2 separate regions of the Homo sapiens genome follow, and region 2 is linked to region 1. Evidence: chromatin loops called from intact Hi-C (ENCODE). Cell type or tissue: transverse colon. All regions are shown on one strand. Each heading gives the region's core, and the rest is flanking DNA. Links, peaks and the distances in the headings are about the cores only. Region 1 overlaps RPS6KA2 (ribosomal protein S6 kinase A2). Region 2 has its middle 9.2 kb from the start of MPC1-DT.

The links. Hi-C counts contacts between places; a loop is a spot of excess contacts. Peaks named below come from ENCODE experiments on the same cell type or tissue, not always from the same donor. Only the 100,000 strongest peaks of a DNase experiment are listed, where the experiment ranks them.
Region 2: a loop joins it to region 1, with 7 times the contacts of the local background. A loop is called at or near these places in 22 of 110 quality-filtered maps.

What each region holds. Positions count from the first base shown.
Region 1 is chr6:166,611,917-166,618,275 of GRCh38, forward strand. The region is part of intron 1 of RPS6KA2 (ribosomal protein S6 kinase A2); the gene reads right to left. Among named protein-coding and RNA genes, the nearest start is that of RPS6KA2, 12 kb to the right of the region's middle. In transverse colon, for the core only: no CTCF peak of the experiment used is centred there; a DNase peak (open chromatin) is centred at 3,369; H3K27ac peaks cover 560 bases.
Region 2 is chr6:166,389,239-166,395,597 of GRCh38, forward strand. No RefSeq gene overlaps it. Among named protein-coding and RNA genes, the nearest start is that of MPC1-DT, 9.2 kb to the left of the region's middle. RefSeq lists a silencer at 4,276-4,459. In transverse colon, for the core only: no CTCF peak of the experiment used is centred there; no DNase peak of the experiment used is centred there; H3K27me3 peaks cover 2,215 bases.

The DNA.
Region 1 (6,359 bases), core at 2,114-4,613:
CACACACGCCCAGGATGCAGATCTCCCTGGGGCCAAACAAACTTAAAAACAAAAAGTTTCTCTAAAAACAAGGTAGGCTTGGCTTTCTCCAACTGCCTCATCCTCTAATTGCACAGAAGAAATACTGTGAATGAATAAGGCATCCAACCCATTCTCCAACACCCCTTTCCCAGGCCTGTTTGTTCTTTTTCCTCTTATTTTTCCTCCGTCGTCCAACATCAAGATGCAAGGGCCGCAATCTGAGTGTGAGGGCCAGGGAACTCACTGACCATCTGGGGGGGCTCTAGGAAAAGCCTGGAAGAGACTCTCTGTGGGAAGCTCAGGGGAGTCAAGCCCCTTGACGAGGTGTGTGATGTGGGCAGGTGTGATGGAAGAAAAGAGACTGGGACTTGTCCTTTCTGGCTTCTCAGTGGTCTGCTCAGAGACGTTTATCCTCCTTGCAGCTGGTGCATGAGTGAAACTCTGAATTTGTAGTTTTCCTTAGGAGAAAGATGGCATGCACCCCTGGGTCACCTGGCAAAGCTATAACACACGGTGGCTCCTGCAGACCCCTGGCTCCCCTCGCGGGCTTGCAACCAGGCACTCTTCCTCTCTCCCTCCATGACAGACCAGGGCGAGGAAAGGAGAAATGATGAGCTCTGAGCTGGGGCCTTGCTGCCCGACTGCCTCCACTAATCCTGCTCATCTGACCGAGGTCAGACACTGCTTTGCAGAGCCCGTGGGCTGTGCTCCATTTATCACTCTGTCCGGGCGTCTGTTGTTACCCATGCTCGGGTAGGAAAATGCTGAGTGAAGGTAACAGGACTGTGCAGTTGGGAAGCTCATCTCCTCTTACATTTGGATGTTTTCCCAAGTGGCCACTGCCAAATTTACTCCACATCAGCCTCTCTCTCTCCATGCCCTTGACCTGTCCTCCTCCCTCTGGCCCTGCGCACTACGTCCCACTTGTTTCTTGACTCTTCTCCACTCTTCCCCTTCTCTTGTCTTTCTTCTTCCTGCCTCTTCTCTCCCCTCTCCTCCTGCCCTTTAATTATTGTTTAAAAGACAGATGCTTGAGCAGTGTTTCCCGGACCTCCCAGAGAAAGCTGACCCAGAGGACACGGAGCTATCCATTTGGGTGGACTTTTCAGGGCCTTTCCCTGTATTTCAAGTCCTTAGTTAAAAGCACGTGTCTGAATTTTCTAAGTTAAGGGGGGAGGTTTGATTTAGTGATCAGAAAAATTTCCAGTCCTGAAACATGCCTGCTTTTACCTGGAATCCTTCACTTTCAGTGGCATTTGCAGTTTGACATGAATGCTTCCGGTGCTGCATTTCATAGACCTGCTGATTTGTAGCTCAGCCTGTCGCCACCATTCAGGCGGCTGGGGTGCAAGAGCTAGGAGCAGTGCTGCTGAAAGTCTTTAAGACTTCAGTGAAGCAAACAGATTGCAGTATAACGAGAAACATGGAGTTTTTTCAAAACAATTTTGTCTACTGCTGAAATTTGCAAAACACGTCACCGAAGGAGTCTCAGGTTGATCCTGTACAGAGGAGAGCTCTGACCTGCCTCACTAACCCACACCCTGAGCTACTCACCCTGCTTCACGGTCACGCCTGTTTCTAAAAGGTAGCTCAGGCTGAAGATCTAGGAGTCATCTTTGATTTTTCTGTCATGTATAGTGTGTCCAGGCTATCTGCAAGGCCTGTCCACCCTGGTGTCGGATGGCAGCTCCGAGAGCTTGCTAGCTCAGTTTCTTCTCTGCCAGCCTTCAATCTAATTGCACGCATCACCCAAAGGATCCTTTTAAATTGAGATATGATCCCATCACTCCCTTATGTGAAACATTAGGGCTTTCCACGGCCTTCAGGACACAGTCGGGCTTTCCACGGCCTTCAGGACACAGTCGGGCTTTTCACGGCCTTCAGGACACAGTCGGGCTTTCCACGGCCTTCAGGACACAGTCGGGCTTTCCACGGCCTTCAGGACACAGTCGGGCTTTCCATGGCCTTCAGGACACAGATTCCTCCCCAAGGCCCCAAGAGCTTTGGGCTCTCACAGCCCACCCCATCTTCCCCGTCTTTCTGGGGACACTGACTTCTGGCAGGTGCCAGATGAGGCCAAAGCCCAGTCAGCTCAGGAACCAGGCTTGAGCCACATCTCCCCCAGAAACTCTGCCCCACACCCTCTAGGGGCCAATCACCTCTTTCATTCAGCCCTGCGGAGATGTCTCCCTGGACTGCCCTCTCAAACACTGTCCTCCTCTGCCACTCATGGCTCCCTGCCATGCCTTACAATTTGTGTATGTTTGAGATCAGTACATTTTTCTATGTAGACTTGATTTGTAGACAGATATAGATGCAGCCGAGCTTCCTACGCCTGTCGGAGGCTGAACATCTGGCTCTGGAATGCCATGTGGACATCTAGTGAACACCTCGAGCCCTCTATCGTAATACCTCGAGCCCCCATTCCCAGAAGGACACTGGGACACAGCTGTGCTGCCCGGCCCGCTTCCTACCCAGGCCCCGAGGGCAGGTGTTCACCTTCTGTGACCAGGCCCTGCCCTGCCCTGGCCCCTGCCCGTGTCCCTCCCACACTGAGGCCACAGCCCTGCCTGCGTCCTGTCTGCTGCATCTTCTACAACATGCTATCTTCCTCAAAGCTGAACTGACCAGAATATTCGCTTTGTCTTGCTGCTGTGACAAATTCCACAAATTCAGTGGTTTGAAACACAGGGTTTTCCCTCCCAGTTGTGGAGATCGGAAGTTCGGGATCCATTTTGCTGGTGTTGGCAAGGCCGGTCCCTCCGGTGACTCCATGTCCAGCCCTGGGGGCCACCTGCGTTCCTTGCTCCTGACCCTTCCTCCACCCCTGTAACCTCTGCCTCCCTGTCACACCCTTTCCCGCTTCTGCAATCAGACCTCCTCTGCCTCCTCTCACGAGGACTCTTGTGATTACATTTAGGGCCTCCCCAGATTATCCAGGAACATCACGCCATCTCCAGGTCCTTAACTTGATCGCACCTACAAAGCCCATTTTGCCACATATGGGAACAGCTCCAGGTTCCAGGCTTAGGCTGTGGCTTTCTCGAGGAGACATTATCCAGCCTTCCACACCCACCAAGAACACCAGGGGTCTACACCTGAGCACCTGCGTCAGGGCTGGATGTGGGGCTCAGCCGGATGAAGCCCAGGTCCCGACTAGTCCTACTTTATTTCCTGCCATTGAAATCCCAGCAGGATGTGGCCGCATTGTTCATTAGCACCTTTTTTCAGAAGTTCAGTTCTGATAATTAACATTCCCTCTCAGCTGACTCATCTGACTGGGAAACAAGCATAGATAGATGTTCCACTGGGGGCTGAGCCATGCGACTCCCGCACCACACACCAGAAAGAACATCGTGTCTCACACTCCCAGGCTGGCCTTCCAGCCACCGTGGACTCCCTGTGCACAGTATTTTGGTCACAGGTCACAAAAGCAAAAAGGAAACGTAGAGGAAGAAGATGTAGAATAAAGGGAGGAGTAAGAAAAGCATTTCTGAAGATGATTGAAGATATCGGAGGGGATGCCTTTTTCTTTTTAATGAAAGGAAGCAGTGGACAAAGGCCAGGCTGACCTGCCCAGTCACATCGGAAGGACCTGCTGACCCCCTGGGGCCCCAGAGATGCCCGGCCTTTCCCGCTTGAAACACAAACCTGCGGCGCACAGGCCAACGGTGCCCACACACCGTGTGCTCGCTCCGCTCATACCAGGTAGGAAACAGCAAAAGCAAGAGCTGGGTGCAGGTGCTGGAATGAGATACCGATGGTCTCCGGGACCTCTCTCCTTATCCCCGCTCTATCCTGTCCTGGACCATCTTGAACATCAGAGAGGGAGAGCACACCCCCCCAGGATGGGCGCTCTGTCCCCTGTGCTGCCTGTGGGGTCTAGACACCATTGAGGACTTGCCCACTCAGCGCAGGACTCCCGCCCACTCTTTGCCCTTTGTGAACAAGGGGATGGATCTGCTGCATTTGGGAGACATCTCCCTGCATACACAGGCCTCACTGCAGTCATTCTCATTCAATGGAATTCAGCCTAAATGACGACGCTTTTTAGACACCCAATCCCTGTAACAGCAGTCCCTGCGCTAGGCCTCTACCGTGTCTCTTGCCGTACCCTGCCACCCACTGTGTGTGGGTGCAGGGACGCAGCCTCAGTGGGGAGAAGGTGCCAGTCAGACCACACCCCGGCTGACCTGCCATGCCACCTGAGAGCCCCCCAGCACTCTGGAGTTTCATTTATTACGGGTCAGACCCTGTAAGGCAGATGTTATACTAATTTTACAGAGAAGAAAATTGAGCCTCAAGAAGTTCCCATTGGTGACCTTGCCAAAGTCATATGAGTGCCACATAGCAGAGCCAGAATTCACAACATGGGGGCTACCTCCAAAGCCCCAACCCCGACGCATGGATCACAGGCAACAGCTCCCCTCACCAGCTGCAGGAGAAATCACCACCACCACTAACGGGACCCGCCCTGCTCACCAGCAGCAGCTCTCATGCCTGCCTGAGGCCATGTCAACCGAGTCGCTCCTGTCCAGCAACACGTGTTCACATACATGACGGTACAGTTGCGGACAGCTCCGGTAGGTGCATGGCGCACCTTCTACAGCCTAGGGACAGCCAGGCTCAAGAGAGGGAGATGAACATGCAGAACCCCCGACCCTGACTCCGGAAAATGGCTCCAAAGGCTCTCAGCTGCAGGTCCATCCTTCCCATCCATCCTCCCTCTGCCAGGCCAGAGCCCAGGCCCACAGCTCTGAGCTGCATGTGGGTGTCAGGCCAGCTGGGGAGCAGGGCCTGATGGCCACATGTGGGTGTGGCAGGATTTTTGCCCTAGAGACCTGGGCTCACACAGGGGCAGTGAGCCCACTGTGGTGCCCATGGGGGGCTGCCCAGCAGGAGCCACAGTGCTGACCTAGCCCAGAGCCACCAAGGCCCCTGACAACAGGTGCCTGACTCTCCTAATCTAAGGTGCGCCAAGGCCCCTAACACCCAAGAGGAAGAGGAACAAATGAATGTGGGAGAAAGAACTGAGCCCAGAAGGTTCATGGGTCCAGGTACAGGAGAGCCCTTGACAGAAGCCCGGCTCTGCCTGACAGAAGGTGCCGGGCGCCCGCTCCATCGTGGGCCGAAGGCAGTCACAGGCTGGAATGTGCAGAGGGAAGTCATTCATCACAGAAACTCAGCGTCAGGAGTCAAAGACTTTAAATCTCACTATAAATCTCTATCAGCAATGTCACGAAGGCCATCTTCCTAGAATAAAACCTATTCTAGAAGCAACAGCTTTTAAAACAAACATCCTTATTGACTTTTCCTGTTTTTCTATTTCTTAAAAATTACCAGCATTAATACATGTGGAAATCTGTGCATTTTAAAAAATGTTGATAGTTTCTCAATCTTTTAAGATATTTTGTTGCTTTTAAAAATTTTTAAGTAATCAAAGTTGTTCGGGGATTTTTTCCCAAAAATGTTATTGTAAGATAACACTAGATCAGCTATATTGTGAGCCTAGATTAGACATTTTTTCTACAGAAAATTTTTCAAGGCCAAACAGTAGTTAGTAAGAAACCCAATGCCAGCACCACCTCATGCTGTTATGTGGTTCTCTCGTGGCTTCTGAGTAATTTGACTTACGCGACGGTTTTAATGACCTCCTCCTCCATTGGCGTCAGGTAAGCACCACTTTTTGTCTGCATTTTAACCCTCTACACCCAAGTCCTACTGATAATTTAGGCACGTAGTGAATAGTCAGTCCATGGCTAATTCCTAAGATAAAATGTCCTAAATGACCTCCAAGGACTTTGTACATATTAACCTAGAAGCTGCGAATTACATGGAGAATGGCCACGCATGGCTCGGGGGCAACGGTCCCGCAACAGCCACAGCTGTCTGTGGCTGCCGAGCAAACGCCAAGTCCAGCCTGCGGCACCTTCCTTCTGCACAAGCTTCACCAGCATTTTTAGCGGCACAGACCACAAATCAGCCCGAGGTTTTCTGTAAATTCACACACAGCAAAGAAGTATTATGGGGTCCAGGCTGATGACACCATTGGGGAGAACCCGTGTGCTCTGTCCCGGATGGCTGAGAGAACGTGAAGCTCTGCAGACTCGGAGCCTGGCCATGCAAGGGGACCTGTGATTCAGGACACTTCTTAAAACTCCAGAATATACCACTGTGGGTGACCAAGCCTTGAAACTCCAGAATGTTCCCACCATGGGTGGCCAAGCCACATCACAGGGAAGAAACCTTCAATGTGCTTTCTGTGCAGCACACTCCTCTCTTCTGTGATCTGAACACGAACCACCACCTCTAGGCTAGGACTCAGATGCAGTGAGCTC
Region 2 (6,359 bases), core at 2,132-4,631, 220 kb before region 1:
CTTTAACCCTCAAAGCATTATCTATTCTCTTAGAGGGTAAAGGGCAGAGATGTTATCCCTATTGGTTTCTAACCTTGGAGAAGGTCAGAAACGTCATGAGCTCTCTCTAGATCCTCTTATCTGCTTCTCTTACACAATCGTTTGGTTCTGTGTGTGGTGAAAACTGAATTGGGGGAAAATCAGATCGGCAGAAACCAAATGTTGAACCAACTGGTGAATAGAGAAATACAGATTAAGTATCCCTACAATGGAATATTATTCAGCAATAGAAAGAAATGAAGTATGGACCCATGCATGGAAGGATGCAGGGGTGTTTCCTACAGCATAGAAGGACCTTGAAAACACAGGGCTAAGTGAGAGGAGCCGGACAGGAAGGATCATGTATTGTGTGGTCTGCTCATGTATGATCTGCTCACATATTGTATGATCTGCTTACATGAAATGCCCAAGGTAGGCAAATCCAGAGTCAGGAAATAGGTCGGTGGTTGCCAGGGACAGGGACTTTTGGGGGAAAATAGAGAGTGGCTGTTAACAGGGACCTGCTTTCTTCTAGGGTGATGAAAATGGTCTAACATTGATTGTAGTGAGGGTTGTGCAGCTCTGTGAATATGCTAAAGAACCATCGAATTGGACACTTTAAATGGGTGCAAATTATATTCCAATAAACTATCTGTAGAAACTTAAGAGTTTATTATTATTATTATTTTGAGACGGAGTCTTGGTCTGTCGCCCAGGCCGGAGTGCAGTGGCGTGATCTCAGCTAACTGCAACCTCCGCCTCCTGGGTTCAAGCGATTCTCCTGCCTCAGCCTCCTGAGTAGCTAGGACTACAGGTGCATGCAACCATGCCCGGCTAATTTTTTTTTTTTTTTGTATTTTTAGTAGAGGCGGGGTTTCACCGTGTTAGCCACGATGGTCTCAATCTCCTGACCTTGTGATCCGCCTGCCTCGGCCTCAGAAAGTGCTGGGATTACAGGCTTGCGCCACCACGCCCGGCCCAAAACTTAACAGTTTTAAAAAACCTTTAAAAAGATACATAGAAAGAGAGCAAACAAAACAATCCCCCTCCCCCCACCACCAAAGTCTTTTGTCTTAATCAGCGCACTAATTCTTTGGGTAAGTAAAGGGAAGAGAGCTTTTATCTGTATGAACTATTTCAGCTAGCCCTGGTGATGAAGGAAAGCTCTTCTTTTCAGAGTAATTCCAGATAATAAATGTGAAAGAATAGTAGAATGAAAAGAACACCACTTTGCCATCCCAAGTGAAGTTACTGCTTCAGACAAAAATCATTGAGGGATGCTGAAAGCATTCAGTCCATGGTTAATAGAAATGCAGACAGGCACCAGGCAGTTGGTATAATGCCCGGGGTGATTTGTTGGTCCTCAAGGGGAAAATGCAGATTCACAAGGAGGGATCCACTGGACCTTAGCCTCACTAAGGGAAGGGGGCCAGCTCCAGGTGCCAGCCGGGAGGATGTTGTGAAGCCAGCAGCCCCACTGAGGGGTATTCCTGTGGGAAATCTTGAGCCTGAATCTAATCAAATCTTTAACTCTATCCTTCAGTTTACAGGAAATAAATGAGAAATAACAGAAACTAGTGAAAGCAAACTATGGGAAAGTAACCTAACCTATCCAGCCAGTGGAACATTTGATGGGACCACTGAGCCCCTGTCTCCACCCACCATTGGTAGGAAGAGCAGGGGGCTCTGAATCCTTATTGTAAGTAGGGGAGGAAAGGTGTGATGCTTTCCCCCCACTCATCATTAGGGTCATGGCCAACACCTCGTAACAAAAGACACGTTAACAAGAGAAAAGCCTCACAAATGCACGCAACCAAAGTTTTATGTGACACAGGAGCTTTCAGAAATAAAGACCCAAAGATCTGGGGAAACTGTATTTTTATGCTTAGGTTTGATGGAGAAAGGATAGCCAGTAGAGATGTGATGGAACGTAAGGGTAACGGTCATAAACTGAGTGGGGAACCCCAGCAAGGTGTGTGTGTCAGATTTTTCAGGACCTCCTTCCTCCTGGGTATTGGGCAGGACCCCTCTGGAATAAGGGTCTTCAACGGAGAAGGGAGAGAGGGACCATTCCAGGTTTTATGGCTTGCTTTGCAGGAAAGAGAGGGCCATGAGACAGGAGGACCTTGTTTCTGGGCCCTTCCAATCTCCTTTAAAGTTCCCAGCATGCAAAAGTGCATACTTTGAAGCATCAGGTTCTGAGCCCAAATATGTCCAACAGGATTATAATGGGAGCCACGCTGGAACTTCACGTTTTTAGTAGACACATTAAACATGTTTTTAAAAGGTCAAATTGATTTTAATGATATATTCTATTTAGCCCACTATATCCAAAATATTATTGCACCATGTCATCAATATAGAAGTTATTATTGAAATATTTTCTTTTCCTCTTTTCGTGCTAAGTTTTCAAAACCTGATGTGCATTTTGCAATTATGATTCATCTCAATTCAGGTGCTAAATTTCATTGGCAATACTTGATCTATATTTGAATTTCAAAAATTACAGGTTTTAAAAGTATATCAGATACCCAAGTTGTTCCAGATATACTGAAAAGTTTTCCAAAGCTGAATTGACTGCCAAAAAATTATGTTCATTTAACATTTATATTCACCTTGACAAAATGGGTTCATCTTTGTAAGAACTGATTCACTTTGAAGCAAAAACATCCCTTTCAAAGCTACATCACTTCAAGTTACCTCAGTTCACCTACTTGTTTCAATTGAGTTGTAATAACATTGAATTAAAAAGTGACTGCATAAATCGAAAAACATGTCTTAGATTTTGGGGTGTAATTTTTTTTTTTTTTTGAGACAGAGTTTCGCTCTTGTCGCCCAGGCTGGAGTGCAATGTCATGGTCTCGGCTCAGTGCAACCTCCGCCTCCCAGGTTCAAGCGATTCTCCTGCCTCAGCCTCCCAAGTAGCTGGGATTACAGGCATGCACCACCAAATCCGGCTAATTTTGTATTTTTAGTAGAGATGGGGATTCACCACATTGGCCAGGCTGGTCTCGAACTCCTGACCTCAAGTGATCCACCTACCTCAGCCTCCCAAAGTGCTGGGATTACAGGCGTGAGCCACCATGCCCGGCAGGGTGTAATTGTAGCTATTCTACATAATGCTGTTTATTACAATGAAAACCTACTGCCTATATATTAATGTTAGAAACAATCTGTAAAATCATTATTATTGACTTGTATTCCAGCATTTTCAATTGCCAATAAATCCTCCTATCTACCTGGGTGACATGAAGCTTTTAAATCAGCTCTTCCATCTGCCATGTGACATTGGTGAGAAAATGAATCACTGCTGTGTGTTTTGATTCTTGAGTATTTGGGAACCTTTCCCTTTATTTTAGGAAATTCTTGAGCTAGAGTTAACTCCTGGCTCAGGAGTGAAGCTGCAGACTTTCACGGTGAGTGTCACAGCTCTTAAGGTGGCGTGTCTGGAGTTGTTCGCTCTTCCTGGTGGGTTCATGGTCTCGCTGGCTTCAGGAGTGAAGCTGCAAACCTTCGCGGTGAGTGTTACAGCTCATAAAGGCAGTGTGGACTTAAAGAGTGAGCAGTAGCAAGGTTTATTGGAAAGAGCAAAAGAACAAAGCTTCTACAGTGTGGAAGGGGACCTGAGCGGGTTGCCACTGCTGGCTCGGGCAGCCTGCTTTTATTCTCTTATCTGGCCTTACCCACATCCTGCTGATTGGTCCATTTTACAGAGAGCGGAGTGGTCTGTTTTGACAGGGTGCTGATTGGTGCGTTTACAATCCTTGAGCTAGACACAAAGGTTCTCCACCTCCCCACTGGATTAGCTAGATACAGAGTGTCCGACACAAAGGTTCTCCAAGTCCTTACTAGAGTAGCTAGATACAGTGTGGATTGGTGCATTCACAAACCTTGAGCTAGACACAGGGTGCTGATTGGTGTGTTTACAAACCTTGAGCCAGATACAGAGTGCCAATTGGTGTATTTACAATCCTTTAGCTAGACATAAAGCTTCTCCAAGTCCTCACTAGTCAGGAGCCCAGCTGGCTTCACTTAGTGGATCCTGCACCGGGGCCGCAGGTGGAGCTGCCTGCCAGTCCCGCGCCGTGCGCCTGCACTTATCAGCCCTTGGGTGGTCGACGGGACTGGGCGCCGTGGAGCAGGGGGCGGCGCTCATCAGGGAGGCTCGGGCCACACGGGAGCCTACGGGGGCGGGGGGAGGCTCAGGCATGGCGGGCTGCAGGTCCTGAGCTCTGCCCCGCGGGGAGGCAGCTAAGGCCCGGCGAGAAATCGAGCGCAGCGCCGGTGGGCCGGCACTGCTGGGGGACTTAGCACACCTTCCGCAGCCGCTGGCCCGGGTGCTAAGCCTCATTGCCTGGGGCCGGCAGGGCGGGCCGCTCCGAGTGCAGGGCCCGCCGAGCCTACACCTACCTGGAACCTGCGCTGGCCTGCAAGCACTGCGCGCAGCCCGGGTTCCCGCCCGCGCCTCGCCCTCCACACCTCCTCGCAAGCTGAGGGAGCCGGCTCCGGCCTCGGCCAGCCCAGGAAGGGGCTCCTGCGGTGCAGCGGCGGGCTGAAGGGCTCCTCAAGTGCCGCCAAAGTGGGAGCCTAGGCAGAGGAGGCGCCGAGAGCGAGCGAAGGCTGTGAGGACTGCCAGCACGCTGTCACCTCTCAGTGGCATTCACTCGCATGTACTGAACTATTTAAAAAACTGTCCATGGGGAAGAGATGGGGCAAGACGGCCGAATAGAAGCCTCCACTGATTGTCTTCCTCACAGAAACACCAAATTTGACAACTGTCTACTCAAAAAACACCTCTATATGAACCGAAAATCAGGTGAGTATTCACAATACCTGGTTTTAAGTTTATATTGGTAAAAAAGTAGGAAAGACAGCTTTGAATTGTCTACACCGCTCTTCCCCTATCCCCTGGCAGCTGCCCTGTGGTTCAGAGAGAATCTGTGTGCTTGGGAAAGTACAGTATCTGTGGGACTTTGCTTTGGAACACCGCACTGCCAACACCAGGTAGAATTCAGCTGATACCCAGGGAGGGAGCACCTAGACCAGCCCTAGCAGAGGGCTATCGCCCATCCCAGTGGTTGGAACTTGAGTGGAAAACTTTGCATTCTCAGGGTGTTGTCCAGGCCTCTCTGGACCCATTTCTAAATGTGATATGAGAGAGGGAGTGAGTAGCCTGCTGAAGTGTGGCATAGTTGAGGTGAATGCGCTATATAACACAATTACATAGATTAGCCAGAAACATTAAACTGCAGAATAAGATCTGTCTATTCTTCAGAAACCTTTCACCCACAGAATGGTTTAAAGTTTGACTGTGTTGAATTTGTTTGCTTGACCTCAAAGAGACTTCCACGTGGACAGCTGTGATGAGACTGGACGTAGTCCTAGCAAGTCTGAAAGCTAGTATTTGTGTGCCTCTATGCCTTGGCCTGACTCCACTCTTACAGGGAGCAGGTGCAGCTTAGCAGCCTCCCCTGTCGATCAGGCAAAGTTTGGTGTCCTTGGATCATTCAGCAGAAGGGGACATTGCCTGCAATAGTAACGAGATACTGTCAACAAGTCCCCAGAAGGAGAGAGGGAACTGGGGCTGGCTGGGCACTGGCTCTGTTCCATTCGTTTCACAGCTCCCTAGCCCTGACATCTCTCAGGAGGAGGAAGAAGTTTGCCTTCACTGCATGTCACGTTTCAAGTCATCAAGCTCCTAAGATGCTGATTTGTCCCCACACAGTTCATAATGGCTGGAGCCACAATTTTTTTTTTTTCTAGACGGAGTCTCGCACTGTCACCCGGGCTGGAATGCAATGGTGTGATCTTGGCTCACTGCAACCTCCGCCTCCCGGTTCAAGCGATTCTCCTGCCTCAGCCTCCTGAGTAGCTGAGATTACAGGTGCCCGCCACCATGCCTGGCTAATTTTTTTTTTTGTCTTTTTAGTAGACACGGGGTTTCACTATGTTGGCCAGGCTGGTCTCGAACTCCAGACCTCGTGATCTGCCCACCTCAGCCTCCCAAAGTGCTGGGATTACAGGCATGAGCCCCCACGCCCAGCTGGATCCACAGTTTTAACCTGTGACTGCCGAAGTGTATACATTTTTCTACTTTCATGCCCTGCCAGTCCTGTGTGTGGAAATTCAAGTTTTCCAGTGGTTTTTTGAGGTGGGAGAGGTGGGAGCAAGAGGAGGAGGAAGTTTTTCCTAAGAAGTCCAGCTCAGCTCAGACCTTTCATGTGGCTCACACGCGTGTCTGTGTTTTCTCACTCATGGCCAATCGCGCCGCCTTTCATCCAGCCCACAGCCCTGCCAAGGGCCTGCCCGTTGCCTGAGTGTATCTGGAGTTCAAGAAAACA